Linked DNA regions of Mus musculus: region 2 is linked to region 1. The links are chromatin loops, found by intact Hi-C in ENCODE. Cell type or tissue: heart. All regions are shown on one strand.

Region 1 (8,000 bases):
TTACATCTTATAGACCACAGTTAGGGAGTGTTCCCAGGAAAGCCAACTGTGGTCCACAGCTCTGTCTTCATGTCTCCCAGCCACGCTCTCTTCAGCTCCTCCCTGCTCCATTCTCTGGACTTTAGTCAGGTACTGGGAGGGAATATAAAGAAAAGACAAAATTGTTGTGTTAGTTGAAAGTCCTGCACTGCTTCATATTTCTGAACCGAATCTGCGGTGAGTCAGGAAATGGATGGCGTTTTTTCAAGTCACATGAATCAGCGCCCCAGAATTCATCATTTTCACCAATGGGTTTCTTTCACAGCTTTTCTCACTTTTGGCCCTGTACACAGGCCCACCTGAAGCAGTTGATGGTGTTGGGGGGATGGTGAAGCGGAGGGGTAGGGAAAGAAGAAGGGAGGGGGAGAACACTTTATCTTGATATCAACAAAACATTCTTGGCAAAATAACAAGCCCATTTAGTTAAAAATCTGAGGATTCAAGGTGCCTTTATCAAGGATTGCCTTCCAAAAGGGGAAAGCAGATTCTACTAGGAAAAGGAAATATTTCTAAATACTTAAAAACAATTGCATTTCAGAGTGCCTGCTCTGTGCTAAGCCTCAGCTGTGCTTTATTGAGCAGCTTCTTTCTCCTTTGGTGCTTGTGGGTCAAGCTGCATGAGAAGACGTGAGTGAGCTCAGAAAAGTTCACGAACTTTCTGCAAGTCAGTAGCAAAATCAGTGTCAGCTTAGGACCATTTCACCTCCAGGGGTTCTCAGCCTTCCTAAGGCTGCGACCCTTTAATACAGTTCCTCATGCTGTGGGGGCCACAATCATAAAATTATATCACTGCTACTTCATAACTGTAATTTTGCCGTTATGAATCATGATGTAAACATTTCACATGCAGGATATCCGCTATGCGACCCCTGTGAAAGGGTCGTTCACCAGCCAAGAGGTTGTGACCCGCAGGTCAAGAATCACTGTTTTAGACCAAGAAAGCACTCCAAATGAGGATTTGGTTTCTGGTCTTGTTTCTTAGAGATTTGTAATTCATTATCACTGATACATTTAACAATGGTATAGTGTAGTCTGTAAATGGCAAAAATCAAACCTACATCCTGCCCCAGTAACACAAATTCACTTCATTTAGAGGGTGAAATTCTATGGGATAATCCTCACGGTAAACAGCGCTTATGCCTCCAAGCTAAGAGTGAGTTTCTTTGTCTGCTTGTAAGTTTATAAGTTATCCCTAGGTGGTCCCAGGCTGGCCTTGAATTCTCAATCCTTCTGCCTCAGCCACCTGAGTGCACAGGTTTGATCTCCCTCATTCCTTTCTTCCTTAAAAAAAAAAATATTTTTTTTTTTAAAAAGATGTGCTAATTGTTTTTATCAGTTGACATTGAGGGATAAGCATAAGAAAGAGTGAAGTACATTTGAGTTTTAATTTGTCTTTCTCCACCCTGTTCTGCTCCACCCTGCCTTCCTGAAGGCTATAGGGTTCAAGTGTGAGGCTGAGGTCTTCCACTGTCGGCCCCTAGAAGGCCTCCTTCTCCCAAAAGTCTCCCAGACTGTTGTGCCACGTAGGCAAGAGAAGGGGAGTGCTCAGAATGGCGCTAGTTCCCACCCACTTCTGAAACAGCAGGGAGAAGCAAAGGAAGCCTATTAACTTTTCCGGGCAAGATCTAGAAGCCAGGAGCTGCCACCCCAGAGCTGGAAGCCAGCCAAGCATCTGTAGTAGATGTTTCCCAAACAAGCCCTAGAAGACATCTGCGTTGGGGCCATACTTTTCAGGCTCCACAATTGTAGACACAGCACACTCTGGGGTTGACATAGCCTCCAATGGACTCTTTCAAAAATGGTTTCGCCTAATTCTTTCATTTGAAGGTGACAGACACAACAAATTGGTGGCAACTTGTGCTTCTATTCACCTCCTCTTGAATCTCTGTGGTCCTGGATGAGCGGTGACACATTCCAGCTATTACCCGGTCCCTGTTTAGCATCATGGAACCCTCACAGAGGCCCCGAACTGTCACCGGCGCCCCTATCCCCTACCAGGGCACATTTGCAACCTGCCAATACCAGGATGTGATTGTGGCAAATGGGAACATCCTTAGGTCTTGCAGCTAAGAAACTCATTGATGAGGTTCCTTATGCAAAAGCACCCGAGGCCACCAACAAGGCCCGATATGGGAGGAAAACCTGAAGACATCGTTCCTTTACCCTATCCTGAGGGAAAAGGATCGCCAAGCATGGCTGTAGGGGCAGGGATCCACGGTTTCTGACTTTATCCTGTAATTTCCCCTCTTCACAACCTTGTATGTTGTTTAGAACTTGGTGAGTTGATCACTTCCTTAGAAGGAGAACTGAACAACGCGTCAATAAAGCTGCCTTCCCAAGGCATTTACTTTGCGTTCCAAGATAAACTTTTTGCCCCCATGCTCACTCAGTAAACTCCCAAGATACTTGCGGAGTACCAATTAGCCCAGCTGTTTCTGTCCATGAGGTAACCCTCTCCTAATTCCCATTAGGGCTACTTGGGAACCTCTTGCTCTATTTCCTTGGATGGCAGATTTATTCATTTCTCTGATCTATCCTTTTCAAGAACTGAGAGCCTTGCTGGGCCCAGCTCGCCTGTAAGAATCCGCGGCGGGCCCCTCACCACCCCCAAAGCACACCCCAGTCTTCTTATGATGACACAGAAGAACTGAATCTTAAACTTCCACTTTCTTCCCACCCGCGATCCGCCGGGGGCACGCACTTACCTGGAGCTTAGGCAGGCCTAGCAGACGCCACGTCTCTGGTTTGGGTTGAACTGCCTCCAGCCCTTTATACAGCCCATCCTGCAAAGTAGCCACGTAGGAGCCACCGGGCAAGGGGCGGGTAGCCAAAGAAGGTCTCTTCCAGGCGAGGAAGGGAGTTCGAAAAAAGTCACCAGTTGGGTGAGCTTGCACTCTGGTGGCACAAATAGAACTCCTGGGGTGTGTAGAGAGCCCCCTGGGGAGTGTTTGGGGGTCCCATCTCGGGAAGAGGCGGGGCTAGAGGAGGGGCCTGGGAAGGTCAGGGGTGGGTGGGGCGCTCAGTTTGCACGCGGGAGGGGCGGAGTAGGGGAGGTGCGGCGGAGGGGGCGGGGCGGGGGCGGGGCGAGGCGAGGCGGTCCTGTGCTCCCCGCCCCGAGCTCTGGGCCCGCTCACCCAGCGCTGGTCTACTCGCTAGGAAGGCGGCGTCAGCAGCGGCTGCTCACGCTGTGCCCACTCCCGCGCGCGCTGCGCTCCCGCCGCGGGTGGGCTCCTCAGCCCTTGGCTGACGGTGGCCCCAGCCTTGTGGCGACCTCTGTATCCCACCTTCCCACTGCGGGGGCGTCCCGGCACGTGCAATCCTTTTTGGGGGTGTTCTTGGTTCCCACGCGCAGCTACTAAGCAGAGGGTACCCAACTTTGCCACCTCACCGGTCGCCCTCTCTCGGCGCGAGCCTGTCCACTCAGCTGCACAACTGGAGACTCCGGCAGACTAGCTGGTCCCCAGCCTGGCGCGCTGCGAGAGGAGGATAGCTCTGGAGAAGTGGCGGGGTGCAGTGGTGGCGGCTGCCTCGACTTCCCTCGTAGTACACTGAAGAGGACCCTTGGAGCAGCTCCGGGCCCCGGGGCGCTGGATGACTAGCAGGAGGAACGCGCCCGGCATCTGGTGAGCTCTCTCCCCGCAGAGTCCCTGAGTGTCATAGCTGAGACCCTGCACGTGTGAACTGGACTCGGCACTGGTCCATTTGCGGGTGGTGTAAGTCTCTGGTAGGGTCACTCTGCAGACACCTGGGTGGGGACAACCTGGCAGAGGCGCGTGCAGGACTACCATCAAAGCGGGGGCGGTCGCAGTGGAGATAGTGCACGGGCTGGAAGTTTGTGTCTTAGCCTTTCCCTGGATACGAGCGTGGATTGAGAAGGTCCGGGTGTGCGACCGGTCAGTGGGCAAGCCTGCACCTCGGCCAGCACCTTTCAGGTACCCGTGGAGATCTGTGTGCGTAATCCGCGCTAGGCCAGGCTTGCTTGGTGGGATCTGGAACCGGGATTGGTGGTCGGAATCGCCTACCTCCCTGCACGGTGGACTAGGGGACATTTATTTTCCTGCTCTCTGCACAGGGGCTCTGCGGTGTTCGTGAAAATCTGGGGTTAGTGGGACCAGGGCACAACTCCGCCAGGGTGTTTTGCTGAGGAAGACTAAGGCAGGGATGGCGAAGCCTGGGGCTTCAGCAGGATGAGCTCCAATCGCAGAGCCCCCGTCTGCGGGCAGCCCAGCCGCACGCATTTCATACCCGGGTTCACGGTCTGGGGCCAGGAGAAGATCGGTGCTCAGGATATTCCGAGGAACTGTTGGAGGGGAGTGATCTCCGGCGATCGCCCTTGGAATTGGGCCCAGAGCGGGTAGGTCCCGGTCCCGGTACCCCTCACCTCCCGCCCCGGGCTTTGGCGGGAAGCGCTTTCACGTCCTTTTTTGTTGTTTGTACCTGGATGCGGTTGCCTTGAGTTGGGTTTTAACTTTCCTGCGCCTGCGGCGTCCCGGAGATTCCCGGCAGGGGGCGCCAAGAGCGAGCTTTCGGAGAGGATGTCACAGAGCTTGTTAGTGTTTTTGTCCTGGGCAAATGGGTCAGGGGTCCTAGGCAGCAGTAAAACACAGATTTTTGCTGTGATTTCCGCGCTAGGCCAGGCTTGCTTGGTGGGATCTGGAACCGGGATTGGTGGTCGGAATCGCCTACCTCCCTGCACGGTGGACTAGGGGACATTTTCCTGCTCTCTGCACAGGGGCTCTGCGGTGTTCGTGAAAATTTGGGGTTAGTGGGACCAGGGCACAACTCCGCCAGGGTGTTTTGCTGAGGAAGACTAAGGCATTTCATACCCGGGTTCACGGTCTGGGGCCAGGAGAAGATCGGTGCTCAGGATGTTCCGAGGAACTGTTGGAGGGGAGTGATCTCTGGCGATCGCCCTTGGCGATCCTCTTTTCCTCTCAAAAGGAAGAGTTGAGAGAAGTGTTCTCTTTACCCAGGAGAGCTTTTTAGCGTAGTTAAGCGACAGAAAAGTTGGACGGAAGCCGTCTATCTGGAAAGGTTTCTTCCTAAGACACATTCCTACAAACTCCTCAGGGTACACATTTTTCTCCTTTGACAATTGGACTTAACAATTGAAACTGCGCGAAGGTATAAGAGTTATGTGTAATACGGAGAGGAGGTTCTGCTCCTAAGCAGCACATTGGTTAAACACCGGGTGTTAAAATTAATGCAGTGTATTTATTTATATTTTTAAAAATAGCTGTGTGTCCAGGCTTGTCAGGAAGAGCCCTGTTTTTGAAGTGCAGATGCGTTATTAAATACAGAATTCGTCTTTTATAAAGATAAAACTAGCCCTTAATAGGAAACGTTTTAAATACCCAACTAGGGTTGCCAATTAATGTTGTTTTTCATCTTTTGAGAGAGGGAGGAGTTCCTCTCTTGGAGTAAAAAGTTCACTGTTGCACTTCAGGCTTAAGCAGACACCTTCTGTTGTAGATCATTGAAACTACTTTTCTTTCCTGTGTTTACTCCAAAAGAAGTGTGCATTTCTTTCTGCCCACTCACATTTCTTCTGCACGTTTGTTTTCCATGAAGAAGCAGTTCCAAGTGTAGTTGTTTGAAACATAGACTTCCTGCCGTGAGTTTATTATAAAAACTTTTGAGACAGTGGCTCACCCAAGATGCCGACTGTTGTCACAGTGTGTGCCCATTCAGCTGTGAAGTCCATGTACTGGTATCAGCTTTTATGCGGCTGTAGTCAATACATACTTTTCCTCACATGGGAAATAAGCGATGCTCATCATTTGATGCCTTTTAAGCCGCTGCTAACTTATTTGGTTGCCTTAATGGCAAACAGCTGCAGGATCCCTGCTGAGAGCAAAGACTTTGGTCTTCTGGGTAGGGAAGACTGTCTTGGACCAGAGGAAGTATTTTAAGGTGTTTAGAATCTGCTGAAAATAAGCTGGTATTTATCCCTCCTTGTGTCTGTCTCAAGTGACATCTTAGTCATGTCTGCAGAGATTGAAAGAGAGAAATGGAAGAGCACAGAGTAAAACTAGTTCACAACAATACAAGATGAATGCAAACATATTCCCACAAGTTTACCATGACCCTAGGTTTTGTGGACCACAGGAAGTCCTTGTAGCTACTGGCTTCTCAGAGGAAATTCTTCTGTATCCTCATTGTAGCCTCTTGCTGAGGGACAGTTGTTAAAAGCAACAAGCATTTCTCTGTGCTGTATGCTTCGTGCTCAAAATAGATGCCAGTTTCTTGGGCTGCTATATCAACTGCTACTCATGCCAGGCTATATCAAGAGCTACCTAGCCAAACCGTTGCATAGTTCCAATTAACTGGATAATGATTTTTATCTGTTTAACTGAATGTCGTTTTATCATTAAGTCACTGAAACAGAGGCTTTTCGGCGACAAAATGCAGGAAGGTGGAGGAGGGATGGGTAGGGCTTTGCTAAGAGTCCAGCCAAGGGCATCAGGCATTCTGTTGGATATATGAGTGAGCATGGACGCCGACCCTAAAGAAGAGGCTTGTGTTCCAGCCCATGCCATGTGCAGTACAGAACAGATCCATTCGTTCGCATCAACTCCTAGTCAAGTAACCCATTTTTTTTTAAATGTAGAATTGAATAACATTTGAGGAAACCATTTCTTCCTATATATTTGCTATAATTCTTGATTCTAAAATTATGCCAAATTAGTATTATAAAAGTGTATCTGAAATTGTTGCTATAGTTACCCAGACAAATTGCTTAGGATATAATTATAATACCAAGGTGACAAGTTTTTGTGTTTAATGTTCAATAATGTTTGAAACATAAATTACAGCGTCTAACAAATTGAATTACAGCAAAGTATCGAACAAAGATGCCTCTACCTTTCTGCCCACCTGCACCTGCTTGCAAATCTTTATTTATATTCTGCAAAGTTAACTTTTCTGGAATCCCCAGATGAGTGAGTGTATGTCATTCTAAGTAGTGTACAGCGTCTGTACTATTGTCTGCAATATGGAGATTTTCATAGATGCTCCTCAAGTACTTTCTAAAGTAAGATGTAAAAGTCTAGTTGAAATTACTATATATTTTTAAAAACCCTCTACTATCCTGCAGACATCACCTGACATTGATAGTGTCTCTGCTGTTTGTAGTTCCCATAGATTAGCATAAGAGCATCCCAGAGATGAATATAAGGCATGAACACCAGCTCTTTGGGATATAGCTTTTTTTTTTTGGCATTTACATTTTTACTACATTGTGTGTGTGTGTGTGTGTGTGTTGAATATGACACAGTATAAAGGTCACATGACAGCTGTGTGTCTGTCCTTCCAATATGTATTTGAGAGCCAAATTTGGGTCACTAGGTTTGGTAGCAAGTACTTCACCAACTGTACCATTCTATTTTAGGGTACTGGTTATCCAAGTATACAAAATCTATTTTTTTATAGTAAGAAAAGAGAGGGGAACAAAAACTAATCTTAGGATCCCTTCAAAGTTTCTGTTCTCAGTAAGTCTGTCCAAAACACTCTTTGGTTCAGAGTTTAAGCAAGCTGGAACACAACAGACAAAAAGAAGAGAGATATTGAGTCCTAAGTCATTTACTTTATCACCGCACTGATAGCGACACAATTAGTCTGTGTCCTCTAGCTTTGTGGAAGATCCTAGAACTAGGAAACCCAGCCTCTGTTTCACAAGGTAGTTTGAAGCCATAGGACTTCAAAGATGAAGTTGTATGTCACCTGGGGCATGTCACTAAAAACATGGTCAGTACAGCATGGGACTCAAACAGTCAGAATATTCTGCCCAAAGTATGGCTGTCTTCTCTTTCCTTCTTCTTTGGTCCAAAATTTATGGTTGTTTGACAAGAGCGAAGATGAGCGTACTTTATTCCCATGCTGGAGTTCTCAAATGTTTTCAAACATGCTCAGTATTGAACGTGGAAAAGTGACTCAATTACTACTCTTTCTTTGTGTGTTTT
Region 2 (8,000 bases), 100 kb after region 1:
TAAAGGATACCTGTCAAGAGCTGATTTGGGCTAGACTTACCTTTGCAATTTACAGAGTTAACAATTTCTTCATATCTCCTAATAATTAAAGGTCTGGTTTGGCCTCTGGCCTGCCTCATACCTCCCTGTCCTGTCCTCAGCAGAACTGCCATGATTAAGCTCCTGGTACTCCACTGACCACCAGTGCCTCTTCTTTCCTTTGGATCTAGTCCCCTCTCTTTCTGCAGTTGAATTCCCTATAGTCTTTTTGTCATCTTTTTTTGGCCATCTAGCAGAGGCTAGTGTGACTCCTTTCTGTCTTTATTCCATTGGCCATGTGTGGTAGTAGCTTTGATGTGATGGTGGACACACTCACCTGCGTGATACTTCTCTGCTGCCTCTACATTTTGGTGGTCAGCCCTCCTTAGGCTCTTATAGGAGATTCTATGTATGTATGTATGTATGTGTGTATGTATGTATGTATGTATGTATGTATGTATGTATGTATTTGCCTTTTCTTATTTCCCATGATACGTGATAAAAGGCCATCTTTCTGCCTGTGGTCCCTAGTTCACTGTGATCCCAATTTCCCTCTTAGCAGAACTGCTTTCTTTTAACCACATCTACTTCCTGTGTATTCTTATGGAGTCCTTTCTGGGGAGGCCCTGTGCAGGAGTTCCATCACTACACCAAGCACAAATGATAGTACCAGGCACTCATGTGTGCTGACCAATAATGGTTCATCTCTCTTACTGCTGATGATCCTTGGGCACTGCTGATGAACGGTTTGCTATTTGCTCCATTTGTAATTTATCAGTTGGACATACTTCATCACCTCTTTTCATACTCTACTCTCTTCCCATATCTATCGGAGCACATGTTATCTGGCATTTCCCCCTGGGCAGCTAGCTTTTCTTAACTATTTTATCTGCAGATAACGTATCTCCCTGCCCCACTCATAGTTTCATGGTGTTTATTGAATTACGTAACAGAAGCATCACACAGTGTCTTGTATGGCTTCCTGAGAGCACAGCTCCTTCCTGCTTTGTGTTCTACCTCCTTCCTGTACACTGCCATCAGGATGTGCTGTATATCGTTGGTGTTTGGCATCTATGTACTGAGGACATACATTGCCACTGGCCATTAATAGTTTTCTCAAACTTTTATCAGGTAAAGTCTCTTTTAGACACTATAACACTTGGTAGAAAGTCTGTCTACTTTCATTTAATTTCCAGTGTGACCACAGGAATTAATAAGTCCACACTACCTCCTGCTGAGTAGAGTGGTCAGAGAGGATTAAAGCATATGTATGTTCAAAGCCAGGCACTGATGTGCACTTAGCTGTAACTGATGCTCACATTTTACACTGTCATTTCCACATGGAGACATTTTAAGAACCCATGGAGGTAGTTATGGGATGAAACTTCTGGGAAAAAAATATTTGTGTATCAACAAGAGTTCTAGTGATGATTCTGCACTTATACTCCTAGAGACAGATCTTTTCCCCATAGCAGTTCTGTAAACTTCAAAGGTTGCTCGTATCAAGGTCACTACTGAGTAGAAAGAGAAAAGAGTGGCGCCAGTGAGCTGTAAGACAAATGGGGAAACTGAGGTTACTAAATCAGGTGGGTGTGCTTCTGGGTTAATATAACCTCATTCCTTTGACTTCCTTCGGTTTTCTAGAATATCTCTAAATGATCTGTTACTTATATATCTGCTGGTTTATGTCCTCACTGTAACCAAATCCTGTGAGCCAGCTAGGTGGCTCCATCTCCAGGAATGTTCCTGTAACTTGGCTCCTGCTAAGCGCATGGCATGCTACCGTAGGTGCTGCACCTGAGCCCGTGCACCTGAGCCTATGTTGTGTGCCTCTGAACTGTTCCTCAAGTGGTTCAAGGCCTGGTTGGATAATTGAGGAGCCTCAGAAGAAGGTTGATGTTGTTAGCTTAGCTATCTGGTGTATGGCTAGTGGCTCTCCACTTCACTGTTGGGATGGTCACTGCTGCTGGCAGGGTCTTTTTATTCATCCATCAGGTTCTGAAGGGAGCTGTGCTTTCTTCTACCACGGGAACTCTGTCCATCACAGTTGAGTATTCAAAAGGGAAAGAGGCAGGTTTTACAGTGAAAAGCTGTTCTGGGGCTGACTGGCTGCCCTGGCTGTGGCTGTCCTTGTTTGAACTTAGCAGAGATGCTCTCCTGCAATATCTTTGTTTCTACCACCAGTCTTCAATTCTATTTACTTATTTATTTATTTATTTTGGTTTTTCGAGACAGGGTTTCTCTGTATATCCGTTGCTGTCCTGGAACTCACTTTGTAGACCAGGCTGGCCTTGAATTCAGAAATCTGCCTGCCTCTGCCTCCCAAGTGCTTGGATTAAAGGTGTGTGCCACCACTGCCGGGGGCACTCTTCAACTCTTAAAGTACTCTTTTTGGCCTCGTCTTATTTGTCAATTATGAAAGAACTTTGTTCTGTGGACATATTTCATGTGTCCAGTGAAGTTCTACATCTCTGACCTCTGGACAGGAGGCCCATTGCCCTCTTTTAATTTAAATCTTATGCATTGTCACTAGTAGACAATCAGAGAGCCATAGTGGATACCAATGGAGCTGTCCAATTCTATTACTCATACCTGGACTATGATCTAAATAAGCAAACATGAGAGAACTGAGGTAGTGCTTCTTATACAGCATATTGTTGGGCTCAAGAGAACCAACTCATATATTCACCTGTGCTGTTCAGCATTTTGTTGCCGCACCCAAAGGAGATATTATTGGTAATGAGAGAAAAAAAAAAGAAAGGAAAAGGAAGGAGGAATTTGAGTGTTTTACATTATTTTCCTGGCCTGAGCATTCATTCATCTTTACCTTTGGGAAAGCTCCTTGACCCTTATTTCATCCTCAAAGAGTTGCATCTGTACCTTATCCCTTCCAAAGGATGATGTCACAGGCCAAGAGGACCCTACTGAGACCTTGAGTTGGCAATGTTGCAGGGCAGAGCTGCACCTGGCCTGCTTGGAAGTCTTTGTGGCCAGCAGTCCCACATGCTGCTCCCAGTCGCTTCTTTGCTCCTTGCAAATCCTCCATCTTCTCCATCGAGCTTTCCTTGAAGCTGGAAGCTTTATAGAATCACTGTCCCAGTGCCCCTGAAATCCAGGACACCCCTAAAGGCATTTCAGCAGATTGCACTTTTGTTGTCTACAGATTCCAGCAGTTGTATTAAACTTTGGGTTATTTTATGGAGGTTGGCTTGAAGCTCGTTGGCTTTTGATCATCACTGACATGTGCCACATGGGGCTCGTTGAGTGGAAGAATTGCCGGAATGTTCTGGAAGGTCTTCTCATTTTCTCATCACCATCCATAGCCGCAGCTGCTCTCTATTGTGTGGGTGAGGAGTGAGGACATCTGTGTGCTTCACATGTACAACAGCCAGACACCATTGAGAGAAGAGGACAAAGAGAGAGAGAGGCACAGTAAATAAGGAGAAAGGAAAGAAAGCTGTTGCTTGGCACTGGTGGGCACGACAGGTGTCCTTCACATTATTGCACAGATAACAAGTAGGGAGTCACCTACTTCAAGCTCTGATGTACACGTCTCACATTCAACCTGGCTTTCCTGCTTTGATAGAATAGCTTTATGAGAAGACACAGGAAGTTTTCTGGCTTTGGGTAAAGTAGATTTATTTTGTGCTGCTGGATAACTTTTCCTATGAAATCTTATAATTGTGCAGGAAAACACAGGGACATGAGACAGTGGGAACTCAAATTCAGGAGTAGTTTATGCTGTACGTACTCTGAAGACCTTTGTGCAACCCTTTATTCTGGGTGCTTTTGCATAAGCTTGGCAGTGGAGGAGCCATTGAAATGGGTGCCATTTTATTTTCAAACTTTTAAAGGAAATATCAGTGAATTTGAAATAATGGCCCCTGTGGATGTTTCATGAGATTTTTTTTTTTTTCACATGTTGAACAGCACTAAAATTTTTATTTTCTCAGCCTGGAGAAACAGCTCAGCAGTTAAGGGAGTGCACTGCTCTTGCAGACAACCTGCATTTGGTTCACAGCTCACATAGCAGGAAGCTCACAAGTGCCTACAACTCTAGCTCCAGGGAATCTGCAGCCTCTAGCCTCTGTGGGCACCCACACTCTCTTTCACACATACCTTTCCCCCTCCCCTAAGCAAATAATGCAAACTAAATTAAGTCTCGGGAGAAAACCATCAGCATTAGTTTCTATGTTTATCCTTTTAAAAGAAATAAACCCAGCAGCGTCTATAATGCTAGGTTTCTCATAATCACGATCTCCAAGCTCTCCTGTGCTGCTCTCTCCAGCCTTGCTAAGGATGCTTGTACTGGTTGTACAGGACATTGATGGACCTTCCTAGCATTTATAAGCAAAGGCTGCAGTGATTTTCAATATATACTAACTGGATCTCTCTCTCTCTCTTTGTTGAAGGGCTGGTGTGTGACAACTGGGCCTGGGTACCCATGAGGCTGTGCAGTTCAGTGTGATTCATGACCGAGGCTACACGTCTTTGCCCTCTCTCTCCTCGGTAAGTGAGACGTCTGAGTGGGAAGTGCTGAGACCCAGAAAGAGTACTACACATTTAGACTAGATGTCTCTTCTGTTAAAAATGGCAGTAAATGACAGCTTTCAGAAAAAAGAACTTTTTTAAAAAAGGTAATGCTATTTGGGTCTGAGTGCACTGGGAAATCACTGGGGAACCTCCGGGACAGGAAAAGAACTGGTGAGTCATGGTGGCTCCCAGTCACAGTGTGACTGCCTAATAGGTTTCATTTTTGTGCCTGTGCTGGGTCCTTCCTTAGTTTGTGGTGTGTCTATCTGCCATTGCACTTTCCTCTTGGGGGACTTCCTAAGGTGTCCTGTACCTTCTGAGAGAAGCCTCAAACGCCCATTGATGTCCTCTGGGATATGTTTCATCTGGGAGCGTAGAGACCAGCATCTCTGCTTTCAGAGCTCAGCCTCCTATCAGCAGTCCTGATTGTTGAGACATCTAAAGTCCAACGCCAACAACCTACCTTTGTGGGAACCCATCTTAGGTGTCTCAGACTCGGGAGGTACCCTCTCATGTGAAATCTGTGACCACCTTTAGGACTAGAAGAGGCAGGGAAGGGAATGGAGGTGCTGTGGGAGAGGGAGAGGGAGAAGAAGAGAGAGGAGGAGAGGGAGAGAGAGAGAGAGGAAGAGGGAGAGGGGGAGAGGTGAAAAGGGACAAGGACAGGGACAGGGAGGGACAAGGATCTTTCTTTCATAAACTAGTCAATGGGAACATCCCACTTTATTAAATTACTTCTCAACACAACTAAGTCTGATTGTAGGCAACTTTATTGTATTTTCCAATTTAAAAAATTGCCAGTAACAGCCATATATACATACATTCTGGGTATTTTTGACTGTCACAGTTGTTTGACAGTGTTGCCAGTTCCCTGTTGTTTTTACATCCTGATCTCTACTAAATGGATTTCAAGAATTCAGTTTCCTGGTATGCAGACAAGCTTGGCTGACACTGACTCCCCTATCCGATTCCTACACTTCACAGGACAAGTCTAGGTGCTACATTTTGTGTATGTCTGTAGCCCACATAAATTCAGGTTCACAAGGTATCTAAGAACAACTAACTCCAGCAACAAAGCATCTCAGTCCCTCCTCCATGGAGAACCACCGAGCAAGAGAGCTGGAAAGAGCCCCAGGGATATTATAGAGTTGGGTAGATGTAATTTGGTTGTGCCTTGGCCCGTACATTATAGGAGGTATTGTTAGCTCATGTAGGTTGCAGGGGTTACCAGGGCCTGTGCTGAGGAAAGACTGCTTTTTGCCCTCAGTCTTTGAAGCAGATGCTTTCATGGTCCTTTAAGATGAGTAAACTGAGTCTCAGAAAGAGTCAGTAATTTACCTACCCAGGCGGGAGCTGAGATAGGGTTGGACTCATGTCCCTCAACCCTAAGCCCAGATGCCAACTTAGAGCACTGGGCATGCCATTCTGGAATGATGCACTATTATTATTTTTTTTTCCATTCTGAAAATTCCAGGGCTCTTAAAGAAAAGTATACAACAATTATTAAGGAATTGCTTTTTTAAGCACTTGATTTGTCAATCAAAAATTGACAGAGTTCCCTTTTGAAGATGAAGGAATTGCTTTTTCAAGCATTTGATTTGCCAATCGGAAGTTCTCTTTTGAAGATATAGGGGATAAACACATTAATGGCTATAGGCCTTAGATTCTCTGCTGTGTCACCTCATCTCTGCCACTGCAATGTGACAGTGGCCACTTTGTAAATGAATATATATGTAAATGAATGAGTCTGACCAGGTTCTAGTAAATCTTTATTTACAAAGGTAGGAATGAGGCTGAAAGTGGTCCCCCAAGGCTCTCTTTTGCTGAGCTTTGATCTATATGTTCTCTGGAGTGCTTAAAGATCTCATCACAGAGAGGATGAGAATATATCAGGAGCCATTACGTCTCCTGACAAAATTTAGCATGGGTGCATAGAATCCTATCACAAATTTTAATGTGCCTGCAAAAACCTGGGAATAAAGCCATTGGGGGCTCCATCCCTTGAAAAAGTCTACATGCCCCAAATGTGCTAGGCTAAATTTTGGTATCGGAACTATAGCTATTTAAAGTAAAACCCAAGGAACACTTTCCCCTTGGCATGACTTGTTCCACACCTGGCATTCATGGCTCAGTTACAAAGCAAGCTCAGTGGCGTTTCCTAATTCCCAGTGTTTGTGCCTTTTCAGTCCCGGACTCTTCATGCTGCTTCACATACGCGTAGGAGCAGTGTGCAGTTATTTTTGGCTGTCAAATAACTATGTTGAACAAAATGTTGAGCTATTAACTGTACTTATTTTACTAAGAGCAAAAGTAGGTGTCTACAGGACTCATTTTAGAACAAGAGATAACTTGACAACACTATACACTTGCATCCAAATAGGTGGTTTCGTTTGTTTTTATTTTTGTTTTTTGTTTGGCCTTTTTAATATATTTTTTTGGACTATTTACACATATATGCAAGTAAGGAGATACAAACTGAGTAGGTTCTATTGATGTATTTGGAATACACACATATTTGTGTATGGTGACAATAGGTGAGAAACGAAGCCATGAATTTGAAAGAAAGCACGGGAAAGTACATAGGGTGACTTTCAGGGAGCAGAGGGATACAATTATATTAGAATCTCAAAAAGTAAAGGAATAATTTTAAAGCACTAGTTTTTCTTTTAAAAGGATGCCTTAATGTGTTTTTGACTGTGCTATATTACTGGAAGCCCATTCACTCGGCTTCCTTGAAGAATTAAGTCAAGTTCACTCACTCTGGGACCCTGATAGAAGATAGCTTTTGTGTCCTTGCCTTTGCCAAGGAGCTCCCCTTCTCGGATTCTTACTCCCCCTGCATGGAAATGTGCTCTTTGCTTTAGTAACACTAGGATAACATTGAAATTCTGCTTGTAGAAGTAAAAGTTCTGTCTATGACATTTTATTAGCTGAGAAAAATACATTGCAATTTGCTGTTGTATTTCTATCCATGTAATCTCTGTGTACAGGTTATGTATCTAGTAAAGTCTACTAGATTATGCATTGTGCTTTGAATATATCTTTAGAGTTGAGGAATTTGTATTCTTAAGAATAATTTTATAGTATGTATATATTTATTTATCTTGTGTGTGAGTGTGAGCATGTGTGTGTGTGTGTGTGTGTGTGTGTGTGTGTGTGTGTGTGTATGGGGTGTGTGTGTATGTGTGTGTGTGACATAGTGCTTGCATGATGTTCAGAGGACAACTCGCAGGAGTCACTTTTCTCTACCACGTGGGTCCTGGGAATTGAGAACAGACTGTGAGGCATAGTAGGAAGTGACTTTATCCTCCAAGCCATCTTGGGAACACCAAAGGGATTTGTATCTTACAGATAATTTCAATGAAAATGAATAGATTATTTGCATGTAGTGAATGGTGACTGTGAACTACATGCTTAAAAAGGATGCTTAAAAAGGATACAAATTCCAG

Evidence for each region. A loop is a pair of places that touch in the nucleus more often than their neighbours do. Peaks named below come from ENCODE experiments on the same cell type or tissue, not always from the same donor. Only the 100,000 strongest peaks of a DNase experiment are listed, where the experiment ranks them.
Region 2: a loop joins it to region 1, with 2.2 times the contacts of the local background. A loop is called at or near these places in 3 of 42 quality-filtered maps.

The regions. Positions count from the first base shown.
Region 1 is chr15:32,241,638-32,249,637 of GRCm38, forward strand. It overlaps Sema5a (sema domain, seven thrombospondin repeats (type 1 and type 1-like), transmembrane domain (TM) and short cytoplasmic domain, (semaphorin) 5A), which reads left to right and starts at 3,176. Exons shown (of 23, transcript NM_009154.2): 1 at 3,176-3,662. It overlaps Snhg18 (small nucleolar RNA host gene 18), which reads right to left and starts at 3,025. Exons shown (of 2, transcript NR_038186.1): 1 at 2,745-3,025; 2 at 1-132. It overlaps Snord123 (small nucleolar RNA, C/D box 123), which reads right to left and starts at 295; the gene lies at 208-295. In heart, CTCF peaks have their summits at 1,509, 3,447 and 4,538 (motif pointing right); DNase peaks (open chromatin) are centred at 1,644, 2,984 and 4,484; H3K4me3 peaks cover 4,049 bases; H3K27ac peaks cover 3,677 bases.
Region 2 is chr15:32,342,790-32,350,789 of GRCm38, forward strand. It overlaps Sema5a (sema domain, seven thrombospondin repeats (type 1 and type 1-like), transmembrane domain (TM) and short cytoplasmic domain, (semaphorin) 5A), which reads left to right. Exons shown (of 23, transcript NM_009154.2): 2 at 4,431-4,527. Among named protein-coding and RNA genes, the nearest start is that of Sema5a, 100 kb to the left of the region's middle. In heart, no CTCF peak of the experiment used is centred here; no DNase peak of the experiment used is centred here.